2 separate regions of the Mus musculus genome follow, and region 2 is linked to region 1. Evidence: chromatin loops called from intact Hi-C (ENCODE). Cell type or tissue: left cerebral cortex. All regions are shown on one strand.

Evidence for each region. A loop is a pair of places that touch in the nucleus more often than their neighbours do. Peaks named below come from ENCODE experiments on the same cell type or tissue, not always from the same donor. Only the 100,000 strongest peaks of a DNase experiment are listed, where the experiment ranks them.
Region 2: it touches region 1 in a loop (5-fold over the local background); 10 of 42 quality-filtered maps call a loop at or near these places.

The regions. Positions count from the first base shown.
Region 1 is chr7:116,028,700-116,036,699 of GRCm38, reverse strand. The region is part of intron 1 of Sox6 (SRY (sex determining region Y)-box 6); the gene reads left to right. It overlaps Sox6os (SRY (sex determining region Y)-box 6, opposite strand), which reads right to left and starts at 4,721. Exons shown (of 2, transcript NR_152104.1): 1 at 4,533-4,721; 2 at 4,150-4,380. In left cerebral cortex, a CTCF peak has its summit at 3,602 (motif pointing right); DNase peaks (open chromatin) are centred at 5,406, 5,522, 5,934, 6,237 and 7 more places; H3K4me3 peaks cover 3,987 bases; H3K27ac peaks cover 4,473 bases.
Region 2 is chr7:114,869,650-114,877,649 of GRCm38, reverse strand. No RefSeq gene overlaps it. Among named protein-coding and RNA genes, the nearest start is that of Gm24982, 41 kb to the right of the region's middle. In left cerebral cortex, a CTCF peak has its summit at 3,434; a DNase peak (open chromatin) is centred at 3,329.

The DNA of each region.
Region 1 (8,000 bases):
GAGGCAGCTGAAGAGTTCAAGGCTCAGGAATTCAGAGCTGGGCCAGGTGGAGCCTTGCTCAGACACAAATGGGGGAAGCTTTCTCAGATGGAAGTGCAGATTTGGACTTTCCTTCTGGATGTTAGGTCTATGGACGGTCCAGTGTTCTAAGGAACACTGCTAAATAAAAATCTGGCCTACTAGGTACCCTTCATGGTTCTCTAGTTGTGCTATCTGGAGGCAGTTGTGAGCAATGGAAATCTCAACATTTCTTGTTAAGGACTCCTTTCCTTCCAACCAGCCTTCAAGCCATTTTAACACACAGCCTCTAAACTCTGAACCCTCCAGTTGTTTTCCAGAAAGCAGAAACAGCCAGTCTCTGCATTTCTCCAGGCTCATCCTAGGTGTGCTCTCTACCTCCATCCCACCTCTCTCTTGTCTGGAGTTCATATGGAAGCTAATTAACATGGAGTATACATTAGGAGCCTCTTCCTTCCATTGCCTGCTTAACAATTTCTCTTTTATTCTTGCTTCTATCTATGGGAGGTCTTCCTCTTGTTGCTCATCATTCCAGATTCTTCTGTTTACTTCAGTGTCTCTCCTTAGAAGGCTCCTCAAAGGAGCTCTCTTTTGTCAGTTTCTACAAAGTAGAAGCCTTTAAAGTCTCTGCAGCTTATGTTGATCAACTAGGATCTTGCTCCTAGCTTTGTTCCTGATGTAGGTCTCCACTGACCTCAGTTTTGTGTTTTTGTTTTTGTTTTTTTTTCCTTTCTGGGCCTTGCTTGAGGGAGGTCGACCCCTTGTACACTGCCTCTTGCCAGCAACCACAGATAGTTTTCTCACGTACCTCTTTCTCTTTTCTCAACTACCACTGCGGACACCATCTATGTTCCCTCTGGTTCTGGTCTTCCAGTTGTCTATGCCTTGAGAAAAGGTTCCAGGCCTCTCCTCATTTAGGCATTCTGCATCTGCCACACCATTAGTCCACTCTACACATAGCTCAGAGGGGGATCTTGATCCGGGCTAGGGCTTTTATTGTGGGAGGGACAGTGCTTTTTATTCAATAATTGTTTATATCTGAATGTGCAATTTTATGTGCTAGTCTGGTCGACTTAAAAGTTTTCAACATCTCCAGGCTTCAGTTTAGCCCTCTGGGATTGTTTCTTTCTAGTGTCTAGTCTTTGCAAGGCTGAGTTAATGCACATGTGTCACCCACTCAGTTCCATAGAATAGACAGACGTTCAGCCATTTTATTTATTGCTGTACAGGTATGAAGCTGTCTGTGGTGTTTGCACGTATCTTTTTATAGAAATTTTATTCCGTGAACTCTGTCAGTCATATGGCCTTCAGGACAAGGCTACCCACAAAGTTAGGGATTTGTTATGCCAATTTCTTTTTCTTTCAGTTTCTCCTATATTGTTTCAGTTTTTCTTCCCCATTCCCTGAGGTTCTGCACATTGATGGTTTTATGATCGGTTTCCTGCATCCTTTTTTCTCTACTCTGTTGACTACTCTTTCTCATCTGCACTACTAGCCCCCAAAGCCACTTTTCTCCTACCTGGTCCACATCCTTCTCCTTCAGGTGTTTCCCTCACTCACTAGTATGACCTTCTAGTTCAGTATCCATATTTTTTAACCTTCAGACTGTGCCACCTCCAGTCGCTTAACTTTTCGGAAGCTCAAAGGGCCATCCCTACTTTCCTCCCAATTGACGTCCTCATCCTTCGCCTTTGCTCCTCTTTTCCTCAGAGCTTCCTACCTCTCTCCCGCTTCACTTTACCTTTTTCTTGGTTCCTTCTCCAGCAATCCCAGTCCCTAGCAATGCTCCCTCGGTCCTTTCTTTTCAGCCTGCTTCTCCCTCACCTAGTTCTTGTTCCTTGGCCCCTCTTGCCCGGAATCGCCCTCCTCTTCATGCCCCTGTAGCCGTTGCTTCACTCTCTGCGTCCCGGGCGCGTTCTCTAATTCCAGTCTCTGCTCTAGCCGATCTCTCTGCCCTCCTCTCTCAGAGGCTTGCTCTTGCCTCTGCCTCCTGCTCTCCCCTCCCTTCTTCCCCGGCCCTTCCCCCTCCCTCCCAGCCGCCCCGCCTGGCTTGCTGCCTCCTTCGCCTCTTGTCTCATCTTGCCTGTGTTGTCTGGGAGGGGAGCCCTGCCTCCTCTCCCTCGCTCAGATCAATGCCCTGGCCACTCACTTTCTGATGTTGCACGACGGGAAATGCTTTGAATACTTACGACATGGCCGCTCACACTGATTGCCAAGATTGACAGCACTAACCATCGCCTTCACTTGTTTCAAGGGGGAAAGCCCCCTGTCACCCGGCTCCGCGTGCACCTCCTGGCACCCCGGCAGCAAACTTGTGCGCTCAGCGCTCCCCCCAGGGCCCGGGACAGGACACCCCCGCAGACTTGAGTTAACGGGCGGCGGGCCGGGGCCGCAGCGCTGGGGACCTGCTCCCTTGCTCCCCAGGCTCAGCTAATTGACTTAGCACCGACTCCCCTTTCTTTAATTTTTAAAATTTGTATCTTTCCCTTTTTCTTTAATGTCTTTTACTCCCGCGGCGCAGCGCACAAGGAACCCTCCCGAGAGGTACCATCCTGGAGCCCGCCCAGGTAACCGGGACGGAGCGAGCGAATTAAGAGAGCGAGGGAGGCTGAGTGAGAGAGCAGCAGTCATAGCTACCTGTTGGGGCGCCGTAGGGGGCAGGGGACAGGAGCCCCGCGTTAGGCTGGGCACTGGCCTCAGCGCCTCCCACTCCTGCCCTTCCCGGCACCTCTGGGGTTAGTTTCTCTGTACGGGGACGGCGGCTGGGGTGGGACAGCGGAGGGACGCGAGGCAGTCGAGCGCAGCCTTTGGCAGAGCCGCGGCTGGCCGGGAGGGGACTGGGAGGAGGGTGCTCGCCGGCGGGCAGGCAAGCGGGCGAGTCGAGGTAGAGAAAGGGGCCCGGCGCCGCTCCCTTGCTGTGGACACCCTGTTCCTCAGGATGCCTGCCTCTCTCGGAGAGTTGTGCCTTACTCCGGAGGCGGTGACAGATCTGCGTGGCGGGTTTCTGGTTTTCTTGCCCCCACCCCTTCCCCAAATCACTCCGAGAAAACACATGTTGTAGCCGCAGATAACTGTGCGTAGGACACCGAGGCAAAAGGGCAGGGAGAGACAGCCAAAGCCACCTTTGACAGCAGAAGTGTTATCGCCATCGCAAGTATTCGTCCGGAAATCTGTCTGCCCTCTTGGCCCACCTAATTCCTCCACCTTCGCCTCCCCAAGTAGATAATCTATAGAAGTGGGAATGAGATGAAAAAGAAGTCAGGTGGCTTAGAGAGTGAATTGTTAAGTCTCCGTAAAGTTCGAGGTAGGTATTTCATGGAAGTTCGCACAAGTGTGGGATGGAAGAAGTTGGTGTGCCTACTGTGTTGTGTTAGTGTTTCTCTCTCTCTCTCTCTCTCTCTCTCTCTCTCTCTCTCTCTCTCTCTCTCTCTCTCTCTCTCTCTCTCTCTCCTTCTCCCTCCCCCTCCCCTCTCTCTCCTCTTCCTCCCCTCTCTCCCTTTCCCTCGCTCTTTCTATTCTCCAGCTTAGGGTTCAGATGGGGCTCTTGGATGGCAATGCCCTTTGTACCCACAAGAGGGCAACATCTTGAGGGCTTTGTGAACACTGGATCTTTCATCGCGGCATGCTTGCTTGGGTTTTGAGAAAGTTTTAGCGAAACTTTCAAAGTGATATTTTATGTTATTCATAATATCAAAAAGTAAAGTCATAAAAAAGAAGAAACAAGAGAAAGGTGGAGGAGGAAAGGATGGGGAGAGGGAGAGAGGGGAGAGAGGGGAGAGGGGGAAGAGGGGAGAGGGGAGAGGGGGGAGAGGGGGGAGAGGGAGAGAGAGAGAGAGAGAGAGAGAGAGAGAGAGAGAACAGTTTAGATTGCCAGGGGAGTCTGAGCCACAGAAGGTGGGGGAGGGCTGTTGTAATTGTGGGTTTGGCCGACTGACGACTGGAGTGCCCTCTTCGGCAATCTTAGTTGTAGCCGGAGGTCATGTAAATCGACCTTAAAAGAATGCATAAGCCATAAATTAAACCCTCACCCAACGGCTGATCCATAAGTAGACAAAATCTAACCTGGACAAAACGGGCTTCCTTTAGGGCCGAGTTAACCCCTCTCCCCCAATAGAAACTCAATGCGAAGTTAGTTTTGTTAGAGAATGAATATTTTGTTTTCTTGAAAAGTGTCGATTTGCCGTGTGACTGCGCCGCCGCAGTTCTAAGAGGCGTCAGTGTTAGCCAGGCTGTGGCTCAGGGGCCGGGAGGACCCGCAGGGCTTCTGAACCTCCCCCATTTCGGACTGGGATCGTTGGCTAGTTGTGGGGTTGACGCTGGCCTAGGGCGGGCGGGACTCCAGGATCTTCGTAGCTCTCCGCGCTAGGGGTGAAATTTACCCGGAGGATTAAAGAAAACCCGGGTGGCTAGAAGCCGCGCGCTCCCTCCTCGCCCTCCACCACCGGGGCTTCCCACGACTTTCCCGGGACGCTCGAGTTCCAGTTCCCCTTGCTCCCTCCACTATTGCACTTTACTTTTAATGGTCCTCTCAGCAGTACACAAACCGAACTCCAAGGCAGTTTGCAACCCAACGGTGGTCCTTTTTGCTCAGCACGCTTGCTGCGCAGGCTGGCCCGCTGACGGCGTGGGCGAGGGACAGCCCCGTAAGGCTCGCGCGGGTTCGGCTTCCAGGTCCTCTGCGCTTCAGCCGGCACCCTCGGCTCAGAGCCTGACCCGCAACCTTCGTCCCTCTAGGCTCTCTGCCCGGCCCGCTACTGGCTGCCCGCTGCGGGCCGATGTTCGGAGCACCGGCTGGGCCCTGGGCGGGAGGCGGTGTTGGCGAGGCTCGCCTGCCCCGGGGGAGCTGCTTTCGGCTTTCTCCCTTAAAGGGCAGTACGAAGAAGGACCCGGGTTTGTGCAAAGGCTGCTGGGGCTGAACTGCTGCAAATGCAAAGGAACGGCCGGGCTCTGCGGAGGACAGACTGGCTCCGGGTCCGCGCAGCTTTAAGATAAAAAGAATTGGTGTGTTCGGATAGATAAAAGGTGGTCGTTTCCGGCGTATTATGAGTTTTATTTAAGCTTGTCTGACTCTGACCAAGTTTGAAAATGTTTGTTTGTGTGAATGACCAGTTATCGGCAGCGACTCCAGTTTGTGGTCTAAAATAAGTCATTTACTGGGCTGGCAGGGCTGCTAGTTAGCAAGATGGGCTGTTCTAGGCTGCTTCTGCGAGTTGCCTCCTGTAAGGGCCGCACTTGAAGTTTCAGTCTCAAGATAGTCCGAAACTGTCCCAGCGGCACAATAGATTGGGCTCCGGACCTCCAGTTTCAATGTCTGAGAGGGAGTTCTGGTGACTTCTCGGTCCTGGACGCTGGGCTCCAGGGTGAACTCCAGTGGCTTGGCTTTTGGCCCTCACGGAACCGCCCAGCCAGCAACCCAGTGGAGAGAATGCCCCTTCCCCCCGCCCACCAGGGTCTCCTCTCTTCTGTCCTTTGTAGTCACATGTCCGGGTTTTCCCCCTGGTCCGAGAACAGACACAGCCCCGCCCAGTCTATTTCTAGAAGGTGGGTTCGGTGAATAAAAAGGTCAAGTGGTTACGTTCCCGAGCTGGTCCACAGTGAGGGGGGACAGGACAGACACCTGGCAAGGCCCGCCCCGCCTGTCCCCCCAACCCTGGCGGGCCTGCCTGCCTGCGACTGGCCTCCCTAGGCCACATTCTTGTGTTAGGTTGGAGAGGCGAGAGGCGGTAGGAGAGGGAACCCTGAACCGGCCCAGAGCAGGCGAAGCTGATCCCGAGATGGCATTTTGTTTTGAACAGTTGGTGGGGAGGACGCTTCCTCATAAGGTAAGGTGTCAACTGGACAGTTGGCTGCCCAAATGCCACATGTATAATTAGCCTGCGTACTCAGCACCTCATCCCCAAGGCCCATAGGCACGGGCTTGGCTGACTTGAGTAGCTCAGTTCAGCTCTGGATTACAGGATTCCCAAGGGAAGCCTAACCGGCCAGGAGAGCCTGGAGAGGCCCTGGCTAGGAAGACTGACCATGAAATCTCGCTTTTGATTTTTGCCTTTTCTCCTTCTCCAGTTTTTCGTAGTTTTCAGCTAAGGGGCAAGTGCTGGTTAGGAGAAGGTACCCAACATCAGCGGCAGGTTGCAGACTGGATGGGGAAAGGGGAAACAGAACAAACCTGGCCACATCCTACCCACATGCTGCCCTGGAGAATCTGCTCAAACACTCTGTGTGCACTCATCTATTGGGATCAGCCAGTCTTGGCACTGTGTGACTTGGCTTGGGAAGAGACTTCAGATCTGCTCACTTGTCTCCCTGCTTCCCCCACTCTCAGAGGTCTATCACAATAATTTAGTGTCAGTGCCTGATTGTAGTTTCTGCTCCCGCTTCAGGCCTAGTTGCTTGGGGCTGCTAGTGGACCTGGGAGCTGGGCAGATCTGTTGTTTCCCTTCTCATTCCTGTTCAGCTTGGGGTTCTTAGAGCAGAGCTTTGTCTCCCTGTCTGCTCAGATGGATGCTAGTTTCCTGTTGAGCTTCCCGGGACATCCTAGCCTGAGGCCAGCTTTAAGGCTTGTGGCCCTGTGCAGACCAGACTTGTGCAGCTTCAAACATGACCTTTCCTCTGTCATCCCTCTGCCACCCTGGGCACTCGCTGTGGAATTCAGCACTCAGAATTAGGCACTGACATCAATTTGCCTTCTTCCCTTGCTTCTAGGTCTCTCAGATATAGTACTGGAAAGATTCTCTGTAATTTCAAAACAAATGAGCAAACACTTCCCCGAAACCTTGCACAGGTCTAGTGGGACAGTTAGCTTTCTCAGCAGCAGGGGTTCTGTGATGAGAAGCTGGGGCTTACTAAGTTTCTCTTGCTTCGATGGAAGCCAGTACAGTCTTTTCTTATAGCATGACCAAGGTTAGAGCTGAAGTTTCTGTTCTCTCAGCCTGGGAATTTTTATTGATGCATTTTCCAGAGGGTCTTTGTTGTATGCACATACATGAGCATGTGGAGAGGCACAATGACATGTAGATTTCTTCTCAATATTTGAGAGACCTTATAAGAAATGTTATATTGCTCCTGTTCTTAAGAAAAGGAAACACTCCACTAAATGGTTCACATTTTGAAAGCCAGTGTGCACTAGAAGTCATTGGATCTAGTTTATGGCCAAAGACATGAAGTGATCAGGACTGGATACCAGGAAGAGACCAGGTATTTCCTCAGGCAAGCTGACACCCTTAGTCACTTCATGAGTACTGACACCTCTTTCTCCTCTGCCCTTCCACATTTCTTACTATGGCAGGAAGAGAAGGTTTTTTTTGTTATTGTTTATTTTTTATCTGGTTCGTTGTTGATTTTATTGTGAAGTGAAGAAAAGGAATGCTCTTTTGGAGTATATGTTTTTTAATTAAAATGCAAATATTTGAGCTGTTTTAGAATTATGTGGTATGATACATTCTGTACTATATTGCATAACTACAATACTCAACAATATATTGTAAAAACAAATGTTAAGAGACTACTTATCAAGCAGTTATCATGTGCCTGTGTCTTAAACTGACTCTAATGCATTCAGCATCAGTCTTAAATGGAGTGATGTGCTGTGAGAATGCTGTCTATGAAGCATCTTTTCAGTAGCAGCAGAAAACAACCGATATTTTTCTTTATAAGGGAAAAGCAAGGATTTACAACGTGTCAATATAACCAGTAAATCTTCCTTTTATAAAGCTTCAAAATATATAACTTTAAACATAATGATAAATTTTGGTGGCATTATTGAGGTTTTATATAAATTTTTTATTTGTCTTGTTTTAGGAGATATTGGGCTTTAAGTCAATGATCAAATTCCTGTACCTATTTACCTTAAATATTATAAATCTGAAATATTTTATATAATTCTCTTTCAATTAATACAGTAGGTCCTGGAAGGATTGGTATTTCTTGAGAATAAGGTAATACATTGGCTTTAAGGCTTTTAGTACTTTCTATCTTTTCATATT
Region 2 (8,000 bases), 1.2 Mb after region 1:
CCTAATGAGATGGGTGTGCTTTGTTTATTTTATAGAGAGATTAAGCCAGGGCTTAATATTTGATATCACAAAATTTAGATCATTTCTAATGCTTTTTAAGGGTGTTAGATATTTTGATCTTATAATCAATGCTAAGGACACTTCTGTGCAGAAATGTGTGGTTCAAAATGGCCAAAGGGTGGTGAGTTCCATTCAAAATCACCAGAAATTCTGCCCAAATCCCAAGCCAAAGCCCCCTGAATGACATTTTTAAAAAATGAAATTCAAATCAGCAATTCAATCAGCACCTTTAAAATTAAAGCAGTTAAATATAATGCAGCCACAATGCATACTAATTTAATAATTATATTCTAAGGAATAATGGCAGAAAAATATTAAAAGACTTTGTTTTCTGCATTTAGACCATTATGGTTTTACTAGAAAACTTTGTATGTAGAGTGAAGGCTTCTCAGTGTATAAAATGCATGAGTCTCAAGTCTGAGCTGAGGTGTTTGGGGCAGCTCTCATTGACATTGGATGCTGTGACAACCAGCTCAGTGCTAAGTGTATATGCTGTGTTCTTAGACCCAAGGCACAACATTACACAGGCGATCACTGTTAGAAACACCTTGGATTCGTTACACATTTGATTTTGAATTAACGTTTGGTCATTGAGCATTCAGAGACCTTTTGCTATTGCCAAATATTTTTAACACTTGCATTCAAGTGTGTGACAGCCCCATATGAGACATAGCCCACAGTATAAGGACCTGGGATCTAAGCTGCCATCATCTACCTCCTGGGCTAACGAGATGTCACTAAGTGCATGTTTAATTCAACTGGCATGTTGTAGCAAAACTTCCTACTAAAGAATAAATGAGTATTCTGGAGAAAGCAACTTATCCCCCTGCCTGCTGCTTACAGATTACAGGGCAGCATCAGCCCATGGACTACGTACTATGCATTATTACATAGCAGAGTATTTTTTCATTGATTCAGATAATGTATTCAGTACATAATGCTGTGTCTCCTAATTGAAGTGTATGATTCGGTAGCATCTAATATATAAAACTCTTGTCTAGACACTGCATGCAGGTACCTATTTTTCCATACCCGTAAGGCTCCTCTCGTCCTTCATGTCAGAGATAAGTATTATCTTGACTTCATCACTACAGATTAGTTTCCCTGTTCTTGAACTAAAAATAAGTGAAACAGTCCATGTATGCTATCATATGCAAGGTTAAGCATGCAATAGTCATCATACGGTTCCCCCTGCCCCATGCACACACCACTTCGTTTTTTCTCATGGCTCCTAACTTTACATGTAGTCCCTCCACAATTCTATCTTTGCATTCTGATCTTTCACCTATGAGTGTGTCAAGCACTCCTCAGCAACTACTTCAGCAGCTCTATGCTTACCTTCTTCAGGCACCCAACTCCAGGTTGCCCTTTAGTCTTTTTTTCCCCATTTTTTATTAGGTATTTAGCTCATTTACATTTCCAATGCTATACCAAAAGTCCCCCATACGATTCAATCCTCCTTCCTTAACTCAATTTTTTCCTGACAACCCCTACCCTTGCCTAAGGCTAGACCAATTTGTCCATTCTTGTCTCCAGTTATTCTTTCTGCTGAGACTGTTTCGCTTGAGATCAGGAGTCACACATGCTCCCCCCCCCCCCTGCCCCAGTGCTGACCACTACACCTTCCATAGGAACTCAACTCTTTCTTCAACAAAGGAATACCAAGAACAGTATCCTGCTTAGTGCCTGGCCCACCTTAGGCTATAGGCATGGTATTCTCTTCCCTTTCCCATGGCATCATGAAGTGTGAATACTGCACAGTGTGTTCTCTGCCCAAGCCATGCCCACATTGTAGAGAAGGCCCAGAAGTCATATCAGTCTACACAGTGACTCTTGAAATGTATGTGCTAGAAATGAGGGTTGCTCCCACACTGCTTCACAATGGACTGTGACATGTGTTTCTTTACAGCACTTCCAGGAAGGACTCCCGTGGAGACCATTAAAGAAAGTGTGAACAAAGATGAGGAGAAGGGGGAAATAAGGATCAGGAAAAGAAAAAAGAAAAAAATGTAAACACTGACTATCTCAGGGCGGTGAGACGCTCGCTGTAAGACCGTCTTTCTGGACTTTAATTTCTAAATTCTCTATATGTAATATGCTTTGTGTTCATGATAATACAGTGTTAACTCTAAGAAAAAGTTAGTTCTGCATGGTCTGCAATGACACATGAGGAATTAATTGAAATGCATTCTATCATCGATGGACAGGGCAGTTCCCACAGCCTAGGCCATGGAGCCTTTCCCTAGACAGCCTGAGGAGAAGCGAAAGGAACACAAATGAAAATAACCATAGGTCATTCCACTTCCCAGACCATGGCCTAACCAGAAAGCATGTGCCCAAATAATCATGAGATCCCCCCACTGCCTGGCAAAGCTCTGACCAGGCAGAACCTCAGAAACTTGATAGGTCCCAGAGACGAAAGTTCCAAATCCCTGCAAAGAGTTGAGAGCTGTTGGCCTGGCCACTGCTCTGGGTGGTCTTGTTGCCCACTTGCACTCCCCTCCTTAAGTACACCGATCTTCTTGTCACCCATTTCCATCCTTTGTCACCTCCATGCAGCAGCTTCCTGTCTCAACAGTTACCCTTGAAACTGGCTCCCACACCTGTGGGACACCTCTGATCTGAGTTGCTCACTAGGGTCTGCATCAGGACCATGCCCTCCCTGCCCCTGAACACTTTACATCCACTGATGATATGATTCAGTGACAATAAAGGGGCTTAAGGGCAGAGGCGTTCTAATCAGAGTGCCCTGTTCAAAGTCAGCTCTAACCCTAGCTGTGTGATGTTGACCTAACCCTTGGACATATCTGTACCTATGCTCACTACTCTGCAAGGTGGTGATATTGCGCAACCATTGCCACCTCAGAGGCCAGCAAGGAGGATCAAGGTCTCACCTGAGGATGAGGAGGCCTCTCTGCTTTGTTTTTATGAACAAAAAGTAAGGAGCTTCTAAAACTCCCTCATTGGCTGACTTTGAGATTATAGTTAAAAAAAAAAAAAAAAAAAAAAAAAAAAACTCCCTCAGATCTTGGTCCCCCACCACCCCACCTAGGAATTGTTCATTAATTTTTCGTTCTAAAGACAGCAGAACAATTTGCATCTTTTTTTCCCAGAGAAATTCCAGAGGGACAGTGAGAGACAAAGTGAGAGAGGGGCAGAGAAAGAACAGTGGCAGAGAAAAGAGAGAGAGAGAGAGAGAGAGAGAGAGTGGGGACACACAACAGATTGGAGCTGCCAGGCTGGCAGCAGGAACGAAGCCTCGGAAAACATGCTCACTTGCCAGCTGGGTTTCGCCAGCGAGGTTGGTTTTTTGAGTGGTTTTTTTTTTTTTTTTTTTTAATTTTCTTTTTCATTTGTGTTCACACTTCCCCCTCTTGTGGCTCATAAGAAAATCACAGGTACTGTTTTGCTCTCAAAACTTAGGGATGCGCCTGGCTAAATGGAGCTAAGCAAAGGTAACTAGGTCAAACTCTACTTGAATTACAGAATAGAGGTGGCGGGGGGGGGGGGGGACCAGGCTATGTTATATACATGACCCAGCCCCCAGATCTTTCTCCAAATGTCATGTGAGCAGAGGGAACCTCTAAGTCTCATCTTCAAAATGAAAGAACAGCTCCAAGAGACTCAAAAAGCCACAACCTCCAAGGAAGACCCCCCAAGAGGCTTAAAGAGCTACTGCGATAGAGTCATTTAGGGACAAGCCAGCAGAGAGACAGATGATATGTACAAGCAATACCCAAAAGAGAACTGATCCTTTATTGCTATACTTAAACCATGCTGAAGCCAGCTTATACCAGTTGGTTACACTGTCATGGATACCCAAAGTGCCCTTTCTTCAAAGGGTTGAATAAATGTTACTTTTCATCATGCCTTCTGGCATGTCTTCCCCAAGCCCTTACCTCTAGAGGATATATGCTGTCCTTTCCCTCTCTGACATCCCTTATCTCGTTTCCTAAAGCAGCCCCAGCCTGCTCTGCTTTCTGTTTGCAATTATGTTTGCTGTGGCCCCACCCTCCCCTAGGGATGAAAGGGAAAAATCTGGGCTTCCTGCAACTCCAGGGATCCAGCCCCCTGTAAGGAATGTGTGCAGTAGCATTTCATAAGTGTGAGTCATCCACACATACAGCTCGATCCCATAACAGACAGAAGAGGAGAGGTTGTGTCTAAAGCCAGGGCAATCTCATAAATAAATAAATAAATAAATAAATAAATAAATAAATACCATCTTTCCCTGAGCACTCTGCAATGGCAGGCATCTATGCTAAATCATAGCCCACCTGTACTTCAGTGATCCCTGCAATTTATCTTTAAATGTTTCAAAATGAGGACTGATGGACATAGGAAGGAAGGGAGGAAGGGAGGAAGGAAGAAAGGAAGGAAGGAAGGCAGGAAGGAAGGAAGGAAGGAAGGAAGGAAGGAAGGAAGGAAGGAAAGGAGGGAGGGAGGGAGGGAGGGAGGGAGGGAGGGAGGGAGGGAGGGAGGGAGGAGGAAGGAAGGAAGGAAGGAAGGAAGGAAGGAAGGAAGGAAGGAAGGAAGGAAGGAAGGAAGGAAGGAAGGAGAGAAAAAGGAAAGGAAGGAGAGAAAAAGGAAAGGAAGGAAAGAAAAAGGAAAGGAAGGGAAGAAAAAGGAAGGAAGCAAGGAAGGAGGAAGAAGGGAAAAACAAGAGAAGTTTGGGAAGATGAAAAACAGGAAGGAGAGGGAGGAAGAAGGAGAGGAGGCCTAATGGACAGTAACAATTCAGCTGCAGGATCCATGGCTATCCATACCCACTGGACTTTTCTTTATATCTTTATCAGTTTTTCACTATTTCAAAGACAAAAAAGTTAAGATAAATCCAAAATCAGCTGTATTTAAGACAGCTTACAACAAAAATACAAGTCCAAATGAGCTTTTCATTCCAGAGCACAAGTGGGCTTTAGGGCTTCTAAACAAAACATAAGTGAGTATACGTTCTGTGAGTGCGTGTTTTTCTAGGAAGATAATAGTTACAGCTTTTATCAAAACATTGCAGATTTGTAAGTCCTGTATCCTCCGAAGTGTTAAAAATAGCGACTCACAGAGAGACAAAAGACTTGCTATTAGGGAGTCAACAGTTGTAGAAGGATAGATTGAACCAGTCAAATGTCAGAGACAAGAAATGGCTTGGAAAGGATTCAGCCTCGACATTTCCCACCCCATCCGCATAGGAAAGGCAAGCCTAAAGAGAGCTCGGTGAGATTGACTTCAGCAATGTAACATATCACTGATTCCTAAATAACTAGGACCGCAGTGATTTTCTTATGTCATGGGGCCTCCCTGTCTCCTGCAAAAGCCGTTCTGAAAACCATTTCCAGACAACAATGGCCATCTTGTCAGCTCTCGTAGACAAGGGCATGCATCTTTATTTGAAACCAGATGAACGCATTCTCACAGGGCTGATTGCAGAGGAAGCTTTGTAGGGCAGGTTTGAGGCGCATCACGGGACCACAGATATTCTCAGCTGTAAGATAGAGGGAGCGGGCCACTAACTAAGATTGATGGACAGTGCCAGCCCTGGCAGAGCAAACACAATGCTGGGATGGCCAAGTGGGGGAAGAAAATTAGTTTGCAAGATTAGAACATATTAACACAAGTCAGACAACTGTCATGTCACAGCTCCTCACCGTAATGCTGATTGGCAGGCAAGCATTTCTGATTCTGATGGTCATGGAGGCGAAGCGTCTGCAATCTGTCTCGCATGACATTCCACTAGCTGGCAAGTAACCGCTGATAGAGAAGTCAGCTTTTCTTAGAAATCTGTCCCCTTGAGTCTTGTTTGTCAGAACCCCAGGCCAAAGGTACTTGGTGAGGTGGGACAAAGCAGAGTAGATATCCTAGCTATCAACAGCATCAGCTGCCAAAAATAAGGAGGCTTTCTGAACTTTGTTCAATAAGTGCTATCGGACAACTCATAGACCTGGTACTGGGCTGGTAAGGGCAGAAAGATACAAGAGACAAGGCCCCAGCCCCAAGGAGGGTCTTACATCACCAGAGAACCCTGACCTACATATATGGTCAAGTTCAGTAATGAAGCAAAGCAGGCCAGTGTTAGTAGTGGACCCATGATTGAACCTCATCTGGTTAACTCCAATAAATGCCACCATCTTGTCTCCATCACTCCTCTCTGAACTCCAGATAAACATATTTATTGTCATTAATATTAAGCTAGAGAAGTTGGAAAGCAGTCATGATGCGCTGAGACCCAAGTTCTAAGTGGCACTATGTGGTTGCTTTGTACTGTATATTTTCAAAAAAGGTCTTTTATTTGTATTTTGTTTGGATTTCTTTTACAAGACAGTGGGGTTTTTTTTTTTTGTGCGTGTAGCTCCGACCATGGCCCAGACACATAACCAAAATATAGGTTGGATATGTAACCAAAACAAATACTACACAGTCCCTCTGACCTATACCTGACCATGATGTCATTATGGTTTTGGTTTCATAAACACTACTTCTGAGCTTCAGTGCCTTGAGTTCTTTGGGGCAAGGGCTTACACTTCTCAGCAGCTAATGAAGGACTCTAACTTGGTCTTATATGCGTGGTAGTCTATAACTTTCTTGCCTGAACTATAACACTTTGTTCTTCAAGCGCCTTCATTTCAGTATGAGGCCAACAGTCACACACACTGGCGTTCATCCTTTGATCTAGAATGCACACACATCATTATATAAACACTTACCAAGACTGCCCAGTGCCTCTATAGTTCCTTGGCTTAAACCAATCAGAAGACATTGCTGAACTTCAAGGGCATTAAAAACTGAAAAGAAAAGGGCTAGAAGGTGAGAAAATGCCTGTGTCACTGCGTAGTCTCACAATGCATGGAGTTTGACTAAAAGAGCCTTGTTAGAATGTGTGTTATATGTGCCTCTCTCAGACACCAGCCTTCCCTCTTCCAGAATTTTCCCTCAGAAATAACCATCATTCTGATGGTTAAGACACAATCTCTTCTTGACCTAATCATGTTAGCCATGGGCTGTTACTCTAGACACTGTGTTACTCAGTATTGGAAGTTCCTATTAATGGAAAAAAATCACACTGCATGCATATTATGACTTTACTTTTTTTGTTCAGCATTATTAAAATTTATTCATTTTTCTGCACAATTGCAATGCATTTTTCAGTGTTTTCATAAATTTCTACTGAAGGTCTACAGTGATGAACTATGTGCCCACACCTACTGATAAACAACTATAATACCCTACCTACTACTAAATGAATGACTATATTGATCACACTCAGTTGGGTGAAGGACTACAGTGGCCATGAAAGGCTACAATACGCACACCATTGTATGGACACTGGATTGTGCTCAGGTTTGAACAACACAGAGCTATTATGTGCTGTTTACATTCTTGTTTATGTCTCATAATGAACTTGAGCAAAACTTTCTCTACAGAACGTCAGTAGAAACAGAATATGTGAGGTGTAAGTTGGCACAATGGGCAAAGACACTGGTAAATGTGTGGATATTAGCAAATTTTTATTATACAAAATAGCAATCTCTAATAGATTATAAAACAAGCAAGAATATGGATTGAAAACAGTAATGATTCTCTAGTAAGAAGTGAGTGAAGATATATTCTAGGGGTCCTGTAATTTTCAGAAAGGTGGCAAATTTATTGTTTAATTTCAGGGCTCTATTAGTTAACCATACATCATATGTTTCTAGAGTAATTACAAAATAGAAATAACTAAGATAAAAGTACAAGGCAAAAATACTCAAGTAGAAAACAGGCAAGAACTAAGAGAAAATAAGAAAAGACAAGACACTCAAAATTACAAAATAAGATAAGGGATGGCTACAATATACACGTAAATCAACTGGGTCCATTTAAAGACAAATATCATCAAATTATGTATGTGTGTATTAATTAAAGTGTCTTATCCTGACCCCCACATTCCCCTCCCCATACCCTCTTCC